Linked DNA regions of Mus musculus: regions 2 and 3 are each linked to region 1. The links are chromatin contacts, found by Hi-C or POLR2A ChIA-PET in ENCODE. All regions are on one chromosome and are shown on one strand. Each heading gives the region's core, a stretch centred on a gene start or an enhancer-like site at or near the end of the contact. The rest is flanking DNA. Distances are from core to core; before and after follow the strand shown. Region 1 holds the start of Zfp317 (zinc finger protein 317). Region 2 holds the start of Zfp846 (zinc finger protein 846). Region 3 holds the start of Zfp560 (zinc finger protein 560).

Evidence for each region. Hi-C counts contacts between places; a loop is a spot of excess contacts on that map. ChIA-PET counts read pairs that join two places held with the same protein, here RNA polymerase II (POLR2A).
Region 2: a map of left cerebral cortex shows a loop between it and region 1 (7-fold over the local background). The contact joins the promoter of Zfp846 here to the promoter of Zfp317 in region 1. A Hi-C loop is called at or near these places in 1 of 37 maps with a recorded cell type or tissue (left cerebral cortex). POLR2A ChIA-PET finds 5 or more read pairs at or near these places in 1 of 5 experiments (Patski).
Region 3: a loop to region 1 is called in a map of T-helper 17 cell, with 6 times the contacts of the local background. The contact joins the promoter of Zfp560 here to the promoter of Zfp317 in region 1. A Hi-C loop is called at or near these places in 3 of 37 maps with a recorded cell type or tissue (T-helper 1 cell and T-helper 17 cell). POLR2A ChIA-PET finds 5 or more read pairs at or near these places in 1 of 5 experiments (Patski).

The regions. Positions count from the first base shown.
Region 1 is chr9:19,620,087-19,623,968 of GRCm38, forward strand. Zfp317 (zinc finger protein 317) reads left to right here and starts at 2,005. Exons shown (of 9, transcript NM_172918.4): 1 at 2,005-2,199.
Region 2 is chr9:20,579,143-20,583,024 of GRCm38, forward strand. It overlaps Zfp846 (zinc finger protein 846), which reads left to right and starts at 2,186. Exons shown (of 6, transcript NM_172919.2): 1 at 2,186-2,536. Gm51704 (a long non-coding RNA gene) reads right to left here. Exons shown (of 2, transcript XR_003948290.1): 2 at 1,208-3,882.
Region 3 is chr9:20,383,096-20,386,977 of GRCm38, forward strand. Zfp560 (zinc finger protein 560) reads right to left here and starts at 2,063. Exons shown (of 7, transcript NM_001004190.3): 1 at 1,922-2,063.

The DNA of each region.
Region 1 (3,882 bases), core at 755-3,254:
GTGAATTTTACATTGAATCTAAAGTTTGCTTTTGGTAGGACCATTATTTTTACACAGTTCTATTTGTTACTTACCTTATTGTTGTGACAACATAAATAACAAGAAGTAACTTAAAATTAAAGAGTTATTTGGGCTTATAGTTTGAGAGGATTCAGTCCATTCTGGTTGGGAAATCCTGGCAGTAGGGGATAAAGCAGCTTGTCATATTGCATCTGCTGTTAAGAAGCACTGAGCAAATGGAACCGGAATCAGACTCTCAAACCTCAAGACCTACCCACTCTAGTGACTCTATCAAAGTTCCAGTTCCTAAAGGTTACACAGATTGCATAAACAGATGTCCCTGTATTGGTCAGCTACATAAGCTTGTGGCTACAATTTTACCTTCAAACAGCAACAGAGTTACAGCAAGAGCCTGGAAATCATTGCTGTATGTCTCAGATGCTACCTGGTAACATTTTTGACTCTCAGTGTGGTAGATGCTAGTGTTAAATTGACCCATTCAAGGTAAAATGAGTAATATTTTGTGAATTAGTGAATGCAGGTTGACAAATAGAAGTATAAAAATGTTGACTGCTACTATCTGAAATTTCCCTACTGCCAAAAAAAAAGAAAGAAAGAAAGAAAGAAAGAAAGAAAGAAAGAAAGAAAGAAAGAAAGAAAAGAAAGGAAAAGAAAAAAAGGAAAAGAAAAGAAAAGAAAGGAAAAAGAGAATACAAATGTATACTAACTTTGAAGATTCTTTAATCTTTAATAGTATCATGATTTTCATGGTCCATGCTGAGAGGATAGGTTGATAATGCAGAAATACTATGGTTATGAGAACTTTATAACTTCATGTGAAGTTCAAATACTATCATAAATCAAATTAACTTAGGCAATTTCCAGTATCCTCAGTTCATTTCATTGCCCATCCCTATATCTGGCTGAACAACCTTTATGAAATTCTTTAACATATATTATTAAGACATGAATAATCTTAATCAATCCTAAAAACTTACAATGCTATAGATAGCAACACAGATACACAGCAGAGTTTTTTGTCCTACTTTTCTGCAAGATATTAATCTATCACCCATCATATTTATTAAATGCCTTGATCTTTCACTCTTTTCATTCTATGACTAATAAAATCCCATGTGTGCAGTTCCTTGGCAAAAATTTGTCTTTTGTCACACCCTCAGTTGGTGTTTCTGGGTCATGGTCTTTGGTATTTGTTTGTGAACAAATTTATCTGCGGCAAGAGTAGTTTTGTGTTGACACCGATTTTGAAACGAACAAGTTGATAAAGCTGCTATATTTGAGGTTAGGTTGGGTGTGTTTTCAGTATTTAAATATGTGTCTAAATATCTTAAGTAAGGCAGTGTAGTTTTGGGGGTATAGGTATGGGTTATGGGTTATAGTGATTGCATACAATATTTAAAGTAGGAAGAGTGACTGCTAACAGGTTCAGGTTGATGATCTTAGAAAGAAGAACAAGCTGAAGGCAGGCCCATAAGATGATGTGGTGCAATTAGAACTTGGAAAAAGCATATATATACATATATACATATATACATATATACATATATACACATATACACATATACACATACACACATACACACATACACACATACACACATACACACATACACACATACACACATACACACATACACACATACACACATACACACATACACACATACACACATACACACATACACACATACACACATACACACATACACACATATATATATTCTACTTGAGCATCCTTGTCAGGGCCGTCCAACTAGAAACTACATTTCCCATAAACCCTTGTCAGGGCCGTCCAACGTAGAAACTACATTTCCCATAAACCATTTCAATCTCATTTAGAAGCAATTAATCGGTTTCGCGAGAGTTCCTAGTTCACCAAGAATGCACGGCTCATTAAGGTTATCAAACTCCATTTCCCAAGATGCACGCCGTGAAGGTTTCACGTTATAAAAGGCTTATGAAGTTTCGCGAGATTTCGAAGACGGACGTGAAGTAGAAGCCATTGCTTCGGGGAGCTAGTGGAAGTCACATGTGCGAAAGGATAGTTGGGGTTTCCCCTGTGTTTGGACCCTCCTGTTCCCCGAAGCGTTCTGAAGCATTCCGGGGCCTTGCGTGAACTTCTAGTTCTTCCGCCTTAGCCGCGGAGACTTCCGCTTCCTGGATTCCACCCTCAGTCTGGTAAGCCCGTGGTTCGTCACTTAACCCGTTAGCTCCAGGAAGCGGAGGGCTGTGGCCGGGATGAGGACAGCAGAAACCTTAGGAGGCGTGCCTTGAGGTCCCCATCCTGGCGACCCAGGAGAGGTTTTAAAATATGTAGACCAGGATGTTCAGGGGTGTCGGAATGACAGTGATTGCTCTTAGCATGGGTTTCCTTCCTAAAACTATCATTGATATGTGCACACCTTTTTCTTTTTGTTATTGTGAAACTTGCCTAATACCTTTTCTATTATGTTAAATCATCAGTTGCTTTATGCGTTTGTTGGCTGACAATCCTCATGTGAATAAATTACTTGTAAACATAGTTGTAATTTAATTTGAAAGTTAATCTAATTAAATACTTTGAACTTTTTCCATAATATTTTTCCAAGCTTTTATATAAAAGCCACAACTTCAATAAACATATAATTAAAGATAATTAAAGATAGCAATAGCTATGTTTTTTGCAGAGGCCAAATTTTTGTTTGTAGTCTACAAGGTGACAATGGTATCCGTAAGTAATAAACATGACTTTAGAAGTTAGTGATGATGGTTACACAATAATGAACATGATAGGTGCCAGGGAAATTGAACACTTAAATTTTAAATAAAATGGCAATTTTTATATTATGAAAAAATATTAAAACGATGACCATTTAGTGAATTTATAAGCTAGATTATGATGGAGATCATTAAAGACTCGTGTGCTCTTGTTATAGTACATATTTTCTCTCCCCTATAGTGAAATATGTGGATTTTGCTGTTCCCCCAATACTATTATGTATTTTAATGAAATCATTTTTCTACTGATCCAAGTATCCCATTGCACCAAGTATCTTAAACTCAAAAGGTAGTCACTTTTCAATAGTGTCACACCTTATATTTTAAAATGAGATGTAAAACCCAGATGCTGCATTTCTCTCTCCAAGGTGTGTTGGGTCTGTATTTTAGTCTTTAGAATATTGACATTTTTATGCCATTAAATTTTATAGTTAATCTGTTTATATAGCTGAGCAATTTGATTTTAAGTGTATTTTCTTTTTTTTTCCTCTCAACCTTTTTTCTACTTGTTTTTTTTTTTTTTTTAATTTTTTATTAGGTATTTTCTTCATTACATTTCAAATGCTGTCCCAAAAGTCCCCTATCCCCCACCTTAGAATTCTGTGGTTCATATTGTTGTTCCTTACCTGTGTTTTCAATAACATTTTCTTCAAGCTGTTATACTTTATGAATTTGAGATCAAGATTATTTCTAAAATATATATTTCTACTAATTTAGTACAGTATTTGGATGTTGTTCATAGGCAGTTCTGTCACCTGACTAAAATAAGTAAATATGCTTCCTTTTAATTATACACATTTGTTATATCCTGGTTTGGATGGAGATTTGAAATATTGGTAGTGAGTTTATCTAGCACAATCATAGATGACCCTGCTTTCCTTCTGACTCTTAAGTAAAATTGGCTTCCCATATGCTGGAATTTTTTCTATTTTTATGTCAAGGAACTTGTCTTTTTCTGGAGGTGTTTTGTTTTTTGTTTGTTGTTTTTAATTTTGTTCATCTGTTTGTTTTTATCGTCCTTTTCTTTTCCTTCTGTATTGCTGTACTCTTCTATTGTGTTTTCTTTTTTTCTGCTCTTTTTTCCCCTGCTGTATTTCAGGTGAA
Region 2 (3,882 bases), core at 936-3,435, 960 kb after region 1:
CAGCAGCATATGATCCCCCAGTGTGAAACAATGGGAATCTCAACATCAGGATGGGTTTGAAATATCCTTCAGGAAAATGAAGCTCACCAGTCGAAAAGAAGCAGCAATTCAACAGACTCACCAAACCCAATCAAAAACCCTCCTTGGGACAGATTAAGAATTTGTGCAGAATGAACCTTGGAGCAAAATCATCAGGCTATAACTCCTGGTTGAAATGGTATAAAAAGTCTTCCAGTTTAAAAATAAAAGTCTAGGGACAGATGGATTTATAGCCAAATTCTATCAATCTTTCAAATCCACAGTCGAATTTTTTGACTGCTATAGCCAGTACTTTTACATTGTTAAAAGAAAAAAGGAGGGAGGGAAGGAAAGACGGAGGGAGGGAAGGAGAGAGAGAGAGAGAGAGAGGAGCACCCCCAAACTTATTCTATGAAACCAGTATCACTCTAATATCAAAACCAGATAAAGACAACAACAAAAAGACTCAGCTACAGAACATAGATCCCAAAAATGCTCTTTAAAATTCTATTGCAAATAGAATACAAACATACATTTAAAAGATTACGAAAGGATCTAGAGAGATTGCTCAACAACTATGAGCATTTGCTGCTCTTGTAGCGGACCCAGGTTCAATTCCCAGCACATGCTGATTCACAGCCATCTGTAAGTCCAGTTCCAGGGTATCTGATGCCCTCTCTGACCTCCATGTCCACAAAGCATACACGTGGTGCACAGACATATATGCCGGCAAAACACATATAAAATAAAATGAATAAATCTAATAAAAACTCTAAAAAACATTTTTAAAAAGAGTATACATCTGAGTAAATTGGCTTTATCCCTGAAATGCAGGGATGATCTAAAAAACACGTCAATAAAGGTAATAAGTCACATAAATGGACTAACAGACAAAAACCACATGATCATCTCAATAGCTGCAAAAGACGCCTTTGACAAAGGCCTTTGAAAAAACAGTCTTGAGTACCCTTGGAGCCATTTCTTGCCCTGTGTGTGACCTAACATCTTTGTGACTATTAGGTCTATAATACAGCAGTAGTCTCTGCTAAACAAAAGGCTACAATTGCATCTGATGCCTATAGCAGAGATTTTCTTTTTCTGCAACAGACCTACTTGAGTTTCTACCAACACATCTGGAGTGTTGTGCTTATAGTGTGGTATCCACCAGAAAAGACTGCTCAGACATGAGTTTAAGCCAGTAAAAAGTCTTTATTAGCCAGGTCTTTATTACACTGGATGTTCCGGATCCCAGTGCAGCACTGAGCCTTTCTCAGGGTGAGCTTTTAAACACAAAAACCATATCCTGGCGACATGTTTCAGTTAACGAGAACATATAGCCAGAAGGAGAACTACAGAAGCCAAACAGCAAGGTTTGTACATTTAAAGACTTTCCCAGAACTACAGACTTAGATGGATTAGGTCTTTGTTTTCATTTTGGCTAGTGGTTCTGTCTACATGCTGAGTTTTGTGGCTGAGTTTTCTACCATGAAGTCAATTGTGTTAAGGTCTGGGAACATGTCATATGCTTTAGTATTTTCTTTGTTACTGCAATAACCTCATGAAACAGCATATTTGCATATGGAACTTGAAGTGCTAATCTGTATTCCTGCGCCAAAGTCACTTATTTTGGCTCGAGAATATTCTCTCTCTCTCTCTCTCTCTCTCTCTCTCTCTCTCTCTCTCTCTCAGTCTCTCTCTCTCTCTCTCTCTGTGTGTGTGTGTGTGTGTGTGTGTGTGTGTGTGTGTGTGTGTGTGTGTGTGAGACATAGTCTCAATTTTCAGACTAGCCTTGAACGCAGAAATCTGCCTGCCTCTGCCTCCTGAATGCTGGGACTAAAGGCACAGCGGCACCAAGCCTAGGCTAAGACTAAAACAAGAATGGGGAGGGAGGAAGAGGGGAGGAAAGGAGGGAAGAATGGGAGAGAGGGAGGAAGGGAAGAATGGGAGGGAAGAAGGAAAGAAAAGAGATGGGGATTAGATTAGATAAGAATTAGATCAGGCTTGGTGGGCGACTGTGTGCTGCCATGTGGGTACTGGGAATCCAGCCTGGGTCCTTCTCCAGCTCCTAGAATTTTATCTCTATCCAAGGTGGCTGGGACCCAAATCTCCCGGGCTTCACGCCAGGACGGAAGCGGAAGTGACGCCTGCAAAGGCCCGACTCTTTTCTAGTGATGGCTGCGTCCTGTAGTTCTCAGTGTCTTCACCTCCGGTTCATCTTTACGTCTAGGAAGTCGCCGAGGCAAGGATGGGGGGTGACGGCGGCCGTGGAGGGTCAGTTTAAGGCGTGGCTGTGTGTGCAGCTCGCCGAGGGGCGGTCCCCGTAGGCCCGAAGCCTAGGACGGGCGGGTCTCACGGGCACCCCGCCTCCCTCTGGCGAATGCTCTCCAAGCTTCCATCTGCTCGCTCGCCCTCTGCAGAAGCCGCCTTCCAGATTCCTCTTCCAGCACAGAAGCCCGCCACGGGCCATCTCTCTGCAGCCGCCGCCTCCACTGCACAGCCCAGCGATTGTGGAGCTCGGGTGAGCGCCCCAGGCTGTGATTTGTTCCTTGCAGAGTGTGGCTTTGTCTTTGGCATCGTCTGATTAATTCTGCCACATGACATTCGGGTAGAAAAAGTATTCGTAGGTATCTAGGACTAAACATTTCTATTTGGAGGTCAATCTTTATTATTTGGCTTTTCCAGAACTCGCTAGGTAGACCAGGCTGACCTAAACTCCTGGAGATCCGCCTGCCTCTGCTGGCATTAAAGGCTTTTGCCACCGCCTGCTAAATGTTTATTTCCTTAATCTTAACCTTTTTTCATTTTCCATGCCTTTCCTTCCTCACTCTCTCCATTTCCTTTCTCTTTCTTCACCTCTCCTCCTCTTGACTTTACTGCTAGTAGAACTGCTCATTCAGTGAGCTACTAACCCTTGCCCTGAACATTTTATACATAAAGTACAGATACTGTGTGATTATGGCTTTCTACTGGTGAGAATGGGAGTACCCTGTTCTCTTTATTTGAAGTTTCCAGGCCTGTACATCCCTATAGAGTTTAAAAAAAAAAAAAAAAAAAAAAAAAAGAAAAGAAAAAGAAAAAAGAAAGAAAGAAAAAGAAAAAAAAGTGGGAATTACCCTGGCTCAGCTCAGAGATCAGTTCCCATGGGTTGGTCTTACTTTCCACCATCTGGGCGCTGGAGATCAGGCTCTCTGGCTTGGCCTTTACTCGCTGGTTCATCTCCATGGCCTCTGTTTTTTGTTTGTTTGTTTTTTGTTTTTGTTTTTTTAGAGACAGTGTTTCTCTGTATAGCCCTGGCTGTCCTGGAACTCACTTTGTAGACCAGGCTGGCCTCAAACTCAGAAATCTGCCTGCCTCCGCCTCCGCCTCCGCCTCCGCCTCCGCCTCCGCCTCCGCCTCCGCCTCCGCCTCCGCCTCCGCCTCCGCCTCCCAAGTGCTGGGATTAAAAGCGTGCGTCACCACGCCCGGCTCCATGGCCTCTGTTTGTTCTCTGAAGTAGGGTCTCAGGTAGCCCAGGCTATCATACACCTTGCTATGTAATTGAGGCTGACTCTGAACTCCTAATTCCCCAGCCTTTACCTCCCAGGAGTTGGAATTTCTGGTGTCTAGCATCATGCCTGGTTCTATAGGTAACTTTTGAAGAGTCTCAAGTTCTTTAAGAAAGTCATGTTTTGCTATTTCTGAGTGAAATCAAACGTTATATTTAAAAATTAGTGTGTTCCCCTTCCCACTTACTCCCACATACTTAGAGTAGCTCCAAAGGAGAGGTTTGAAAGCTGCAGTAAGGATTGATAATAAGTAACATAGGCTTCGGGGCCACAGGGTCTAGAATTACTCAGTTCTACTTAGTAACTTTGTCCATGGTTA
Region 3 (3,882 bases), core at 813-3,312, 760 kb after region 1:
CAATCTTGCTTTTAGATTAAAGCTATGCCTGGGGAATCCCACTAAATTGAAACATCTCAAGCTAATGAATAAATACAGAAGAAAACAATACACAGGCTTTACTTGAACTTTATCCTTGCTTAGATTTCTCACAGTCATAGTGTTTACTGTAGAAAAGCATTCCATTTTGGCCTTAAACCTTCTAATATAGGAGACAGTAAAATAAAATCAAAGATATTCCTACTTGTTGGCTTGATAAAATGGTCGCATAGATCCCTAGTTAAAACAACTAAGAGAGACAATACACAAAAATAGGGAGCTTAGGGTTAAATTTTATATTAAAAACAATTCTAGGAGGGTGATTATCTATCTCTATTGTTTCTCCATCTGTGGCCAACTTTGCTTGCTGAAATCCAAATATTAAAGGGCATCTATTAACATCTTACTATAACCTTGATTTGCTGGTACCACCACCTAGCCCCCTAGAAGCAATACTCGTGAAATTACTGATTCCATACATTCGACATCTGGTAATTACTGAACTCCAATAAATTCTGTAGTGTCTACTTCAATAGCTTCTCAGCAGAGTTTGCTTCCACCTCCAAAGTGAAATAGTACTCATTTTCCAGGTGACCTAACAGAACTGTCATCAAGCACTATCATTGCAAGCAAGAGCGCTGCGGCGAGACCCAACTTCTTCAGGAACACGAGTGTAACATTACACTGGCGAGTTAATAATCTAAAGTAAAGGGCATCAGAGGGGCTGAGAAACTCCTGACTCAGCATACTGACTAGAAAGCCAACACTGAAGAGAACATGATCTGCAGTCAGGAGCCAGGGAAAACCTTACAAAAACACTCAACATATGATAAAGCAACTACTGGCATGTCTCCGTCCTAAGACTACAAAGAACAAACATACAGATGAAATTTCCAGTCTCTTTTCTGCCCTCTCAAACCCCAAGCCCCTCGACACACACTCTCCACCTTCCCAGGAAAGGACAACCTCCTTCTGCTGAGGTCTCCTCTCTCTTTCATTATCATACTGCCTCTGTCAATCCTAACAAACAAGAACAATGATCTCCAAAGAGACTCAGGTGACACACTGAAAAAGGCAGTCCCAACACTCGCTAATACTTTAGGAAGAGGGAGAGATGACTATTTCCCACTCCCTTCAGCATCACTAACTCCAACATCTAGTATTTTTGGATTAAATCGCCATTTTTTTCTTTATTTTACCTATTACCATACAAAGACAGGAAAAATATAGCCCTCAACTTTGAGTCTTCATCAATTTGCAGTCTCATATTTATTTCCTTTATTAAATATTAAGCTTCTCCAATTGCTACAAGCTGCCCAAGAATATAGGCTGAATTTTGTCGCTTTGCCATAACCAACTATCCACATATACAAGAAATGACCAAATAAAACACCCATAAATAAATAAATAAAAACACTAATAAGTCATGTAACCACTTCCACAATGGAACATGTTATTTTGGGGAAACACATATTTTTCTGGTCATTGTCATTATTTGGTTCAGGATCAACTTTTATTTCCTTTAAGGCCAGAGCTATTTTTTTTTTCCATCAACACAACTCACCCAAACATTTTTTGCAGAAATAAATCAACCCGAATACTTCAATAGTCTCCACCCATTCCTCCTACAGGTCCTTGTTTTGAATCCTGTAGGTAGGGCCTAAGAAATTCCGCTACAATGAGTGAATACTGGTTTAAGGTTTTGTTTGTTGTTTTTTGTTTTTCCAGTACACACGCGTTTACAAGCACACCGACAACTAAAGAGATGGCTTTCTACCCAAATGTAACTAAGTGTTGGAAACAAATAAGGGACGTGCGAAGAGGATGCCGTATTTCTGACGACACACGCGTTTGTAAATACAAGGTGGCAAAGCCCTCTCAACAGCTTTCACCTCGCACTCACCTGAACTCGCCAATTCCTGAAAATAAAGACAGAGAACCAAGCGCGCAGCGGAGGTTCCGGCCGCGCTGGCCCGCACAGCCCGAGGAAGTGCAGCCGCCGAGGGGCGGACCCCGCCTCTGAGGAACAAAGGAGCTTCACACCCTAGAGCTCGCGCCGGAAGAGTCGGAAGGTAACACCGCCAACGGCACTTCCGCTCCCGGCCTGGGGCTGCAGGACCAGTTCCGACCACTGCGCGGGCTGTTTGGAAGACGTTCAGAGCAAGAATTTATTTAGTGTCGCCAGCGTCTCATACAAGTTGACGACCACAGAGATGGAAAAAGAACTCTGCAACCAAGGGCTGGAGCGTAAGAGACTGCGGAGGGCGGCTGATGTCACTGCTGTTTTCTTCGACTTAAGTGTCCTCCGGCTTCGGGCGCTTCAGTTTACCCTGAGTTTACGCCCCTTCAGGCAGGGCAGTTACCGATTCCTGCCCCAAGAGTGGCTTTACCCCAACTCGATTTAGAGACTGCTGGCCTGACAACCAGACCAACGACTGGAGTTGTGCCCGTGTGGACACAGGACAGACCTGTCAAAGCGCACACGTCACCCAGTGTTGCTCCTGTTAGGTTTGTGAGCCTTAATGCACCCACTTAAGTATCCAGGTACTTGTGTCTCTAGTCACAGAATTAGACGAGAAACACGCCTTTCGAAGTAAAGACAGTTTATTACGAAAAGGAAAGTAGGGTGGATGAGATGGCTCACAGAGTAAAGAAGCTTGCCTCCAAGCCTGATGATAACCTCAGTTCAAGACCCGATGAGCGAGCCGAACTTCCACAAGTTGTCCTCAGGCCGGCACACGTGCACCTGCACTCTTAACCACATTATACAAAATAATAACTAAAAGAAAATTGGGACCAGGCATAGTGACCCACACTTTTTTTATTAGATATTTACTTTATTTACATTTCAAATGTCCCCTTTCTTGCTTTCCCCTCCGAAAACCCCCTATCCTTTCTCCCCTCCCCCTGCTCACCAACCCACCCACACCTGCTTCCTGGCCCTGGCATTCCCTAAACTGGGGCATAGAACCTTCACAGGACAAAGGGCCTCTCCTCCTATTGCTGACCAACTAGGCCATCCTCTGCTACATATGCAGCTGGAGCCATGAGTTCCACCATGGGTACTCTTTGGTTGGTGGTTTAGTCCCTGGGAGCTCTGGGGGTACTGGTTAGTTCATATTGTTATTCCTCCTATAGGGCTGGAAACCCCTTCATCTCCTTGGGTCCTTTCTCTAGCTCCTTCATTGGGGACCGGACTCTTTTGAGACCCACACTTTTTTAAATTCAGAGTTTGCAAGAGTCGGAAACAGTGTGAGTTGAGTCCAGTCAAGTCTACATAAATAGTTTCAAACTAGTCAGGAATATAGGGTCACACACAAGAGAAAGAAAGGAAGGAAAGGGCTTAAAGGGGGTGAGGAGCACTCTTGAGAATGGGAGTGGTCTAGAGAGCAAAGAGCCTAGAAAATGAAATCTGTTCCTTATGACCCTTATCATGACATTTATATAGTACCTGCCACTCCTAAGTATGTGAGGGCTTCTTTTGAGCATGCTTCATATATGTTGTACATGTTATATAAAAAGACTTCCATGAGGAAGTCTTTTTCTGCCAACTGGCTTTTATATGTTTAATATTACTGTAACTCTTACAGTCTCTCCTGTCACTACATTCTTCTAGTGACTGTATGTTCCTAGATCTTTACTAAAGCAGAATAGAAAGATGAAAATTTGGGGGGACATGAGTAGGAAAAGCCTGAAAAAGTAGGTTTATCTTCTTGTTCCTGCTAATAGACTCAGAATAAACTGTAGACTCTGGGGAAGGGGAGTGTCTTACTACTTTGGCTTTGCTAAATGTTGTTGTTTGTTAATTTTTCTTTCTAAATGTTTGTACCCATATATTGATGCTCCTCTCAACCCTGGCCTTTC